Linked DNA regions of Homo sapiens: region 1 is linked to region 2. Evidence: read pairs that join two places in POLR2A ChIA-PET (ENCODE). Cell type or tissue: OCI-LY7. All regions are shown on one strand. Each heading gives the region's core, and the rest is flanking DNA. Links, peaks and the distances in the headings are about the cores only.

Region 1 (5,388 bases), core at 169-5,168, 120 kb before region 2:
AAACAGTTCAGCATGATTGAGCTGGGAGTGTTGGGTGGGTGAGTGGCAAAGGGTGAGGGGGAACAAGACGGAAGGGGCTACAAGGAGCTTGATAGTAAATGATTCATAAGCCTTGCTGAGGAATTTGGACTTCAGCCCAGGCTGATTATTCGTTATTTACCGTCTCTCACCAAATCCCTGCCCACATCCATTTTCTATCCTACTCTGACCTGCTCTGTGCCCTAGCAGGATGACCCCTGCAGACTGCACCACCCAGCTCCCTTGCCAGATGGTTTCCTGTACGATTTGGGCAAGAGAGGCTCCAGCAGGTCCGCTGTGGGCAGGAGGAGTGAAAGAAAGGTTATGGTATTGCTTCTGCTTTCCTTTCATATCAATAGCAGTAGTTGCACCCTCTGCAGTTCAGTCTCCACCAGTTGGCCCTTTCTCTAGCTCTCACTATAATCCAGTAACTCTACTTTTTCTTCTTGTCCCCTTCTAGGGTGGTAACAGCTTCCTACTGCTGCTAACAAACTCATCCATAGTTTGCTTCCTTAACCCTATCCATATATCTGCAAGTGGTACTTTCATTAAAGTCTCTTCTCTTCCTCTGAACCATCCGAAATGAATTCCGTTTTCTGACAAGACCCTAACTGATACAATCCTGAAAGTTATAAGGAGACATTCAAGTGTAGGGAGTCACAAAAAAACAAAAAATATGGCAATCAATGTGTACCTCCAACACTACTTAAGGGACAAGGCCCTCAAATTTTAGCCAATCTATTCCCAATGGTAGCGCCCTGTGTATTGCAGAGATGCATGCATCAGCAATCACAGACCAGGAACCTCTGAATCATGCAACTAGCCCCCAATTCTGATGCAAGATTGCAAAGGCAATGTTATAAACATAAATAAGCTTCTTGCATAGATCTAACAATACAAAAGGAAATAGGACATAGGTGCTTTGGTCTGCATGATACTTATTTCATTATAGACACCACTATGAGCCCAGGCGCAGTGACTCACGTCTGTAATCCCAGCACTTTTGGAGGCCAAGGCGGGTGGATCACCTGAGGTCAGGAGTTAGAGACCAGCCTGGCCAACATGGTGAAACCTGTCTCTACTAAAATACAAAAATTAGCTGGGCTTGGTGGTGGGTGCCTCCAATCCCAGCTACTTGGGAGGCTGAGGCAGAAGAATCACTTGAACCAGGGAGGCGGAGGTTGTAGTGAGCTGAGATTGCACTGCTACACTCCAGCCTGGGCCACAAGAGCAAAACTCCCATCTCAAAAACAAAACCAAACAAAAAAAAAACCCCACTATTATGAGTTTGGTTCCTATAACTCTATCTCCAAAGTCCAGTCCATTCTAAGACTCTGCAAAGAAACTGGATCTTCAAATAAACTGGATACAGGCTATTTTCCATCCCAGGACCCCTATGTGTATCTGCTGCTCCCTTTCTTACAGTATACCTTCTGCCCCATTCTGCTTTGTCTGAACTCTAATTTGTCTTTTACAGCTTGGCTTCAGGGTTATTTTCTCCATTAGCCCTTCTCTAACCCCTGTATTTATCTGTCTTAATTTCAAGGAGCAACATGAAGTCAGGAACTTTGTTCACCTCTGCACCCCCAGCACCTAATTCAATGCCTGGCCCACAATTTGTCTTCCTTATTGGGTTGAAAGTAAATTGAAATCACCATATTTGCCTGATTCATTTTTGTATCTTTCCAGAATGCCTAGAATAGTGCCTTGCACACAACAGGAGATCAATAAATATTTGTTAAATATATAAATGACAAAAATGTAACAAGTGTGTTCTTTCTTCCTATACTTCAAGGGAACATACAGTAAAGAATCATGATACCAGAGTTAAACAAATCCACGGGAACCTCCCAGGAAACCAAAACGTGCAAATGTGCCAGGAGGTTTTACAGATTAAGTCCATATGGGATTTTAAAAAAAAACAGAAGTGCTGTAGGACTTTATTGTGAATTGGATCTGCCAATATCAGTGCTGAAGAAGCCAACCCTGAAGCCAAATACCAGCATTTGTTTCCCAAACACTGATTAAAACAAATATTTTTCAGTTGCCATAGCTTTTGGATCTATTTTTGACATGCACGCTGAATGCAGCAAATAACATGGAAACTCTGGCTCCCTTCATTGCTGCTTAACATTGAGGACTCTAACCTCACTAGTGAGGTCAGAAAACACCAGCTACACAACCACACAAGATACCTTTCCTTGCTCCTAGGCTGCCAACTGCAGTACTATCTTTGGGATGGTTCGTCATGTCTACTAGCTGCACGTGCTTTAAAACTGAATACAGCCTCAATACAGCCTTTAAGTTTGGAAACTAGTTAAAATTAGACTAAGTCTTGTGTCTTTATAGGAAAGCACTGACAATATCTCTTTGATACATAGCATAGCCCTGATATACAATTTTAATTTTTTATTGTGGAAATTTAAGAACATATACAAAATTATAGAGAAGATTAAAAGGATCTGAAGTACCGTTCACCCAGCTTTGACAACTATCAATTGTGAAAGGAGAACTCAGACACAAAACTATTAAGAAAATAATTTTTACTTTCACTATTCTGTAAGGCAGATCATACTTCAGAACAACTGGGCTATCTAAACAAAGAACACAGCAGGCTTTTAGAGAAAAACACAAGAGGTTACCAAGTGTACAGTTAGTCTGTTCCTCACATGACTACACTATCTGCAAAGGTTATCACCTATATGTTGATATTAATATTGCAAAATCAGGAATTAATTTTTTTTTTATTTTTTTTTTGAGACAGAGTCGCTCTGTCGCCCAGGCTGGAGTGCAGTGGTGCAGTCTCGGCTCACTGCAACCTCTGCTTCCTGGGTTCACGCCATTCAATCAGGAATTAAATTGTTTGCATTAGGGTAGCAGATTACAAAAAGGGCATGGTCTTCATTTAGAGAAAAGTGTTAGGGTGTTTCTGCCTGTTTTAGTATTTTTAAGAAAGTCAAGTGTTTGGGGTTTTGCGGGGGCAGGGATGGGTTTTTTGTTTTGTGTGTGACTGCTATATAATGTGCTAAGTGAAGACAGCAGCAAGGCAAGATATCATTCATGCTTCCTTAGCCCCTCCTTCTGGCCAGGGGCTGCCAGAAGTGTAGATAATTTGACTACACGGGTTTGTTCAGAAATGTTCTGATCCATATTATTAACTTGATGGGTTTTTCTCTTTGACCAATTAAATTTATATAGTTGCTACAAAAGGTGTGGATTAACACTAGGAGATTTCTTTGCTGTATGGTTTTAAAAATTAAAGCCTTAAAATACGAAGGATTGGAGAATTAAATTCTGTCTAGAGGCTTCACAAAGCCCCTAGTCAGATTTTGATCACATCAGTTTCGCAGATGATTTTGAATTGCTGTTCTCAATCAGCTTGTCCTTTCTAGGTCTAGGAGAAAAAAGGCATCCAGTTTGCCCGGACCACGCTTTTCCTCAAGAACTACATAACTAGGACGTCCTTCCTTCTCTGAGGTCCCCAAGTCTGTCAATGTTCCTGCTATGTCAGCAAGTGGCATTCGTTACTAACTGTAAGGCTGAGATTTCACTAGCCAGAGAGCAGGTACAAGGTAAGTTTCCTGGGAGGATGTTGTGGGCATCATTTCCACATATCAAGTACAGTCCCTGTGTCTTATTTTTGGGGGGGGGGGGGGTGAGGGGGGATGGAGTTTTGCTCTTGAGGCTGGAGTGCAATGGTGCAATTTTGGCTCACTGCAACCTCTACCTCCTGGGTTCAAGCCATTCTCCTGCCTCAGCCTCTCAAAGTGCTGAGATTACATGCGTGAGCCACCGCGCCCGGCCCAGTCCCTGTTTCTTAAAGTCAGCTTGTCGTGCCTCATTAAGTCAGACTTGTTTTAAAATGTGACATTTCTTGCATGGTAACGTGACAAATTTTCTTTATCTAACCATATCCCAAGACAGAGGTGTACTGACCCTATGTAAATAATGACATGGTCATAAAAAATAAAGTGAAGCAACAAATGGCACTTCAATAATAACCACTGTTACATGCAGTTTTACAGACAAGCCAATCAATGTGTGTCACTCTTTCTCAGAATCAGTTTTCTTAGATTTTTCTCTTATTTATTCACTTATAATCTATACCCTAAGATATTTTATAGATTTTTTTTCTGAATTCTGAGACATCAGTTGTAATGAGATACCATTTAAAGAATGTTTTGTTCCACTTCGTACAGGGTTTGTTTATTAAATCGAGAATTAGTGATAGATCAAGAAGAAAGAAAAGGGGTGTTGTTCTCATTTGCCAAACAGAATATAGATTAGCCCCAAGTGAATTTTCATCTTAATTTCTTTCCATCCTGCATCATTAATTCTTGTTTTCTGAACTTGGTTTAAGTAACCCTACTATCACAAAGTCATCTGCTTTTAGACTAAATAAAAGGTCCTAGAAATGCTCAGTCACACAGTCCAACCATGGGCTTCAGGTGACAGTGTCAGCTTATACTGGAAAGCCTGTGTCCATGAATCTGTTCCATTTAGTGTCAATAGTTAAAAGAACCTATTTGAGGCCATTGCTGAGGTTATGATCCCCTTGATGTTTCTTCCAGAGACTCCATTATTAATTTATTGATTAATATCAAGGGTGTTTAGATAATTGCAAAGGAAAAGAAGAAACTACCTGTTGACGACAAGACTGAATGGCTTGGGTTAATTTACTATAATAATTAATAGTATCTACAATAAGAAAAATGAGACATAATGTACAAGTATTTTTAAAGGATTTAATCAACAATTGCTCCGAAAGTAGTAACATCCTATAGACAACAAAGGCATTGACAGATCTCCAGGACTTTTTAATTTATCCCAATGTGTATTTTTTGGTAACCAATTGACACAAGTATTTTAAAACAGAAACGTTGACTAAGTCTTGCCGACAGTTATTGTGCCAGTCTTCACACATTACCTTGAGTATGCTCTATCTGTCCTGAAAGACTACAATTGCTGAAACATGTTCATTTTAATATTAATAACATGCTTTGTATATAATTGACCAAATATTAATAACATGCTTTGTATATTTTTGTATATAATTGACCTAGGGAAGTTGGTTTGCCAACCGTTCCTATACTATGGGCTTGGCAAATGCCGTCACAAATACAGAGAATTCCAAGTATATTCAATGACTTCCGGCAACCCTCCTTTTACAAAATGAGAAAATAAACTTTGATGTTGTCTAAGAAAGAAACCTCAAAGACAGTTTGGTTGTAAAAGATATATTAACAGTTTTACTATTCAGAATATGAGAAAAGCCAGTCTAAAAAGTTGTCGGCCAGGCGCGGTGGCTCACGCCTGTAATCCCAACACTTTGGGAGGCTGAGGCGGGCAGATCACGAGGTCAGGAGTTTG
Region 2 (5,388 bases), core at 102-5,101:
GTCTGGAGACCAGCAGCATGAGCATCACATCAGAGCTTGTTACAAATGCAGAATCTGAGGCCCATCCCTAAATGTACTGAGTCAGAATCTGCACTTTAGCAGTTTCCCCAGGTGATTTATATACATGTTAGTATTTGATTTATTTCATTATTTCATTCCAACAAACAGAATTCTCCATTTTGTATTTGGTTCCCATTAGACAACAATCATCAGAGTTAGCTTATTTACTCTATGCAAGACCCTCTTATTCCTAAAACATTGTGCCTTTGCTAATGATGTTTGGGCACTGATAATTTATATAATTTAGTGATGACAGTGATAATGGTTTTTGTTAGGACCATATAGGTCAGTCAGTCAACTTTCAAAATACAGAGCAGAAAACAATAGCAGCTCTAGGGCTGTGTTCAGATATATCCTTGGTCTGCTGCGGCTGGTTAATTAAGTAAGAGACAGAGGACTCAGCTTTTGAGGCCTAGTTGATTTTCATGAGAGTCGATAACTGATCTGTAATTAAAGACTCTACCCCTAATCCTCTTCTATAAATATTTCAGGCCATATAGAACCCAGGTGAGAGAATATGAATACAAATTGGAGAAGACTAAGGAATCATGAGGCTAAATGCAATGTGGAATCCCTGAACTGAAAAGGAACATGTGACAAAACTCATGAAATGTTAAGTCTGTAGTTTAATTAATAGTAGTGAATCAGTGTTTTGATAATTGAAGCTTAGTTTTGATAATTATACTGTAGGTATGTAAAATGTTAACATTAGAGGAAGCTGGGTGAAGGGTATGGGGAATTCTGAATTTACTGTTGCAACTCTTCTATAAATCTAAAAGTATTTCAAAATTAAAAGTTTAAAAAAGTCAAAATGAAGCCACGTGGCATGGCATAAATGTTTTGTTTATAATAGCAAGCAGAATGTCTGAGGAACATAGCCATAGTTTTAGGTATTAACCTGCATATCACAATTAGAGAAGACATTAAACTAGAAAGATGTTTGCTTTCTAGCAGGGCTAGGCTGGATCTGAGTCTGGTAGAGAGAGAGACGAATGCCCAAGTGATTGTTTTCATAATGTTTTCCAAAAGTCAGATGATGATGTGGAGTCTTATTATTTTGTGTTGTTGCAAGACTTCTGTGTTTGTACAGTGGTTGACATGTGTATGGAATGCTGATGTTTAATGAAGGAATGAATGAATGTGGTTAGTATGATGAAGCATGAGTATAGTCCATTTCATTTGAATAAATGGCAGTAAGAAATAAATCCTGCATTTTCACATTTCATTCCCCCCCTACTCACCTCCCACTTCACTATATGCATTTAGGCAGAAAGCTGCAGACTGGGTGAAGCAAGTTATCCAGATTCCTGTGAAGAAATTAAAAGGCTCTTATTTTTAAGTGTCTTTTGCTGCCACTTTTTAACCCTGACAATTATTAACTTCTTCAAAAATAACTATTTTTGACATGCCAGTGAGAGACATAAAGGTGGTGGTTAACAATGAAGGCTCGAAGTAGTTAAACTTGGTTTCTATTCCACTGCTGCAACTTAGTAGCTAGCTGTATAACCTCTGGCAAAATACTTAACTTTATACCCTCACTTTCTCCTAAAATAAGGATACTTCATAGAACTAAGAAGAAATTATCTTCAGAGAGTTTAAATCAGCTCCTGTCACATAGTAAAGCACTTTTAAGAGGTGGGAACAACATATTCATCTAGCAGATCTTTATCGAGCAGCTGTTGTCTGCAGATGATATGCTGAGAGCTGGGAGTACAGAATGTTGTCCCCCATTCCCTGCTCCCGAGGAACTTAGTCTGATGGGATAGACAGATAAGTAAAATAATAAATAATAATAGCAATGATAGCTTCTGTTTATTGACTACCTACTATGTTTCAATCGCAATATAATATCTATTTCTATTAATTCAACTACTTCATGAAATGTAAGTGTTGTCCCTATTTTTCAAATGAGGAAACCAAGGCTCTAAGAAGTTAAGTAATTTGTCCAAGATTGCATAGCTAATAGAAAACCCAGGATTTGATCCCCAATCTGCCTAACACCAAAGTCTTCCTTAACCCATTCTTCAGATGATTACAAATACAGTGTTTGGCAGAGGGCAGTGGCTCACACCTGTAATCCCAGCACTTTGGGTGCTGAGGCAGGAGGGTCACTTGAGCCGAGGAGTTTAAGACCAGCCTACACAACATAGTGAGACCTTGTCTCTACCCAAAAAAAGGAAAAGAAAAAAGGAAAAAAAAATTAGCCAGGCATGGTGGCGTGAGTCTATGGTCCCAGCTGCTTGGAAGGCTGAGGCAAAAAGATCACTTGAGCCTGGGAGATGAAGGCTACAATGAGCTGTGATTCACACCACTGCCCTCCAGCCTGGGCAACAGAGCAAGACCAGTCTCAAAAGAATATATAAATATAACATTTGAAGTGCTTTGACAAGGTTATAGAAGACCTCAGCACATGTAATATTGTAACAGCTTAGTGAGCCTGTCTTTCAGTGTTTCTTTTAATATCCCTATAGACCCAAGTTTCTATATTCATATTACCTACAGAAAATAGAAATAACTGCTTAGTACCACTCCTCCTGTAAGCAAACAGGAAGCTTTCTTTGTGCTAGATTTGTAAAGCAGAGGTTGAAACTGGGCTACCACGGGTCCAGAGAAGTGTTCCCAGCTCTTGTTCTCTTGCCTGTGAAGTGTACTATGAGAGCCTAAGGCAATAAAGAGGCCAGGCCACCTTCTTGACAGGCCTCTGTCCCATTCACTCCTTTGAGTTTATTTCACCAGCTGTGGGGAAGTTCAGAATGAAGTGGCTCTATAAGGGCTCCTGGAGACATTAAAACTTACCAATGGGCCAGGTGGTGGCTCACACCTGTAATCCCAGCACTTTGGGAGGCCACAGCGGGTGGATTGCGTCAGCCCAGGAGTTGGAGACCAGCCTGGGAAACATGGCAAATCCCTGTCTCTACTAAAAATACAAAAATTAGCCTGGTGTGGTGGAGCACACCTGTGCTACTCAGGAGGTTGAGGTGCGAGGACTGCAGTGAGCTGAGATCGTGCCATTGCACTCTAGCCTGGGCAACAGAGCAAGACCCTATCTCAAAAAAGAAAAGAAAGAAAGAAAAACAACCTTACCAGTGCTATTTGGAGAGTATCCTCAATTTACAGGCACTAAAACTCATCCTGTGATTATGGTTTAAAGTGCAGCAATTATTGTATGTATTTCAGGATCTCTGAACACACATCCGAGAGCTTCTTGTGCTGCTTTATCCTGTGAGTGAAATTAACATTTGAACATAGTCCTTGACTCATTTAACATCTAGTCCTTGACTCATGAGAACATCTAGTTTTCGACTCATGGGAACATCTAGTCCTTGACTCATTTGAGAGTATAGTTTTTCTAGAAAATTAGAAATATATATATCTGTATGTGTCCATATGAGATATGATGTTCTAGGAGTGGTTAGTCATAGAGGTGGTACTGTGAAGATAAGGCCTTTCTGACAGTCATTTTGGAAAGTGGACTGTGGAGCTGAGCTGAGGTTACATTGTAAAGAGAGAACTTCTCCCTGGCACCACCTTTGCCTCACACTCCTGGATACCAAAGGCAGACCACAGTGTTGTTCACCAGGTTTAGACTGTATCTGAAGCTCTTTCCCCAGATGTACCCTCTTTTCTCTCCTAAACCTTGAAGCTCCCTCTAAACTTTTTCTACCCCTCCTATCTACTTTTTTGGGACCTTTTTCTCTGAAAGGCAACAGTTGGTGGTAATGGTTTCACAGGAGGAGGAGAGCTGACCTTTCACGTCTAGTATGCTCTGGCATTTTACATTCTTATTCTCATTTAATCCTCACAGCATCCTATCTGGGTAGGTGGATTATCACTACATTTATAGATATGGAAAAAATAACTTTCCTAGAGGACTTGAAGCTTGAAAGTGATAAAACTGGTAATTAGCTGTAGTTCTCATAACTTCATAGGTTGTACTCTTCCATGAAGCTGTAATAATGGGGATTGTTACTGTTATTACTGTTACTACTGCTTGCCTCTAGTTTTTATGTTAGCAAGCTAAGAGAATGCTTTGCCTAAGGTGCACATGTATGTATGGTCTCAAGGTATGAATGGAGTGAGCTTATTTTAACACATTGGGCCTTTACAGCAACCTGCTGACTAAGTGTATTTATCATTTTCACTTTACAGATGGGGAAACTAAGGCTCACAAAGACTGATCCAAAGTCACAAATCCAGTCAATCTGTCTGGCAGTAGAGACTTGATCCAGTCTTTCTTGAGCCATCTCTTAAAGCTCACTGTGCATGCAATGCTGTGCTCCAGCTGGGTGGAGAGCCAGTTCCTGTCACTGAGACAGGCTCTTCAGTCAGGAGTATGTAGCAACATAAGACAGCATGAGTATAACTTAACAAGATAATAGGTATTTGTTTCTTCGGTAAGAATATGAGACTATAAAGGCTTAGCAAAAGGGTATGAACTTGCATTTGTAACAATACTTACTAAATTTTTTAATGCATGTTGAAGGCATCTAAGTAGTGTTTCCAGAGTGCATTCTCTGTATCAAAACTGTAGAGTCAGTATGGCTAAGATCATAAGGAGAAGGCCATTAACTGTTTTGAACTATAATGCCACTGCGATCCATAAATTAGTAAATAAGTGATGGTGATAGGTGGCTTGTGGCTGGGCTATGTGGCCATCATATGTTAATGAGCTATTCAGATGGTTATCTGCCTAAAACAGGATATGTGGACCAACACTTAGAGGGTTGTTACTTAGGAAACACTGCACTCAGTTGCCTTCAAGGGTTATATATCTGGGGTAATGGCAGCCAGTCACTCAGTTGTGTTTAGGTGAATGTCTTAGAGCTTTACTCATTTGTTTCTTTCCTTATAGACCATTTAAGATAAAGAGCTCTTTAGCAGTCATCAGGTAATTGAAATTCTAAGATTATCAAATACTAGTTGGGTTGTCCACTTTAAGGCTGATTTTCTTTCACATGATATAAAGTATTTTTCCAGTCTCTCACTTACTCGCTTTGGGAAGAAAACTTGATTCATTTACACATTCATTCAGCAACATTCCTTGAGTACTATTTGCTAGTCATTGTGCTAATGCCAGGGAAACATCACAAGATAAGATGCCATCCCAGTCCTCACAGTAAATAGTAGTGATATTGTTAATATAGCATATTAGAAAATTTATTACAGAGAAATGCAGTATAGTTTGAGAGCATAGATGAAAATAACATTTATTTCCATCCTAATAGATTTCGGTTTTGGAAATTTCTTTAAAAGTGGTGAACTGCTGGCAACATGGTGTGGCAGCCCCCCTTATGCAGCCCCAGAAGTCTTTGAAGGGCAGCAGTATGA

What was found. ChIA-PET counts read pairs that join two places held together with the same protein. Peaks named below come from ENCODE experiments on the same cell type or tissue, not always from the same donor. Only the 100,000 strongest peaks of a DNase experiment are listed, where the experiment ranks them.
Region 1: POLR2A ChIA-PET joins it to region 2 with 5 read pairs; 1 of 35 experiments calls an interaction of 5 or more read pairs at or near these places.

Annotation. Positions count from the first base shown.
Region 1 is chr11:111,571,969-111,577,356 of GRCh38, forward strand. No RefSeq gene overlaps it. Among named protein-coding and RNA genes, the nearest start is that of SIK2, 28 kb to the right of the region's middle. In OCI-LY7, for the core only: CTCF peaks have their summits at 3,123 (motif pointing left) and 3,329; a DNase peak (open chromatin) is centred at 3,093; H3K4me3 peaks cover 1,015 bases.
Region 2 is chr11:111,695,601-111,700,988 of GRCh38, forward strand. SIK2 (salt inducible kinase 2) reads left to right here. Exons shown (of 15, transcript NM_015191.3): 5 at 5,286-5,388. It also overlaps a transcript of PPP2R1B not described here. Among named protein-coding and RNA genes, the nearest start is that of PPP2R1B, 68 kb to the right of the region's middle. In OCI-LY7, for the core only: no CTCF peak of the experiment used is centred there; DNase peaks (open chromatin) are centred at 2,481 and 4,341; H3K4me3 peaks cover 1,151 bases; H3K27ac peaks cover 4,082 bases.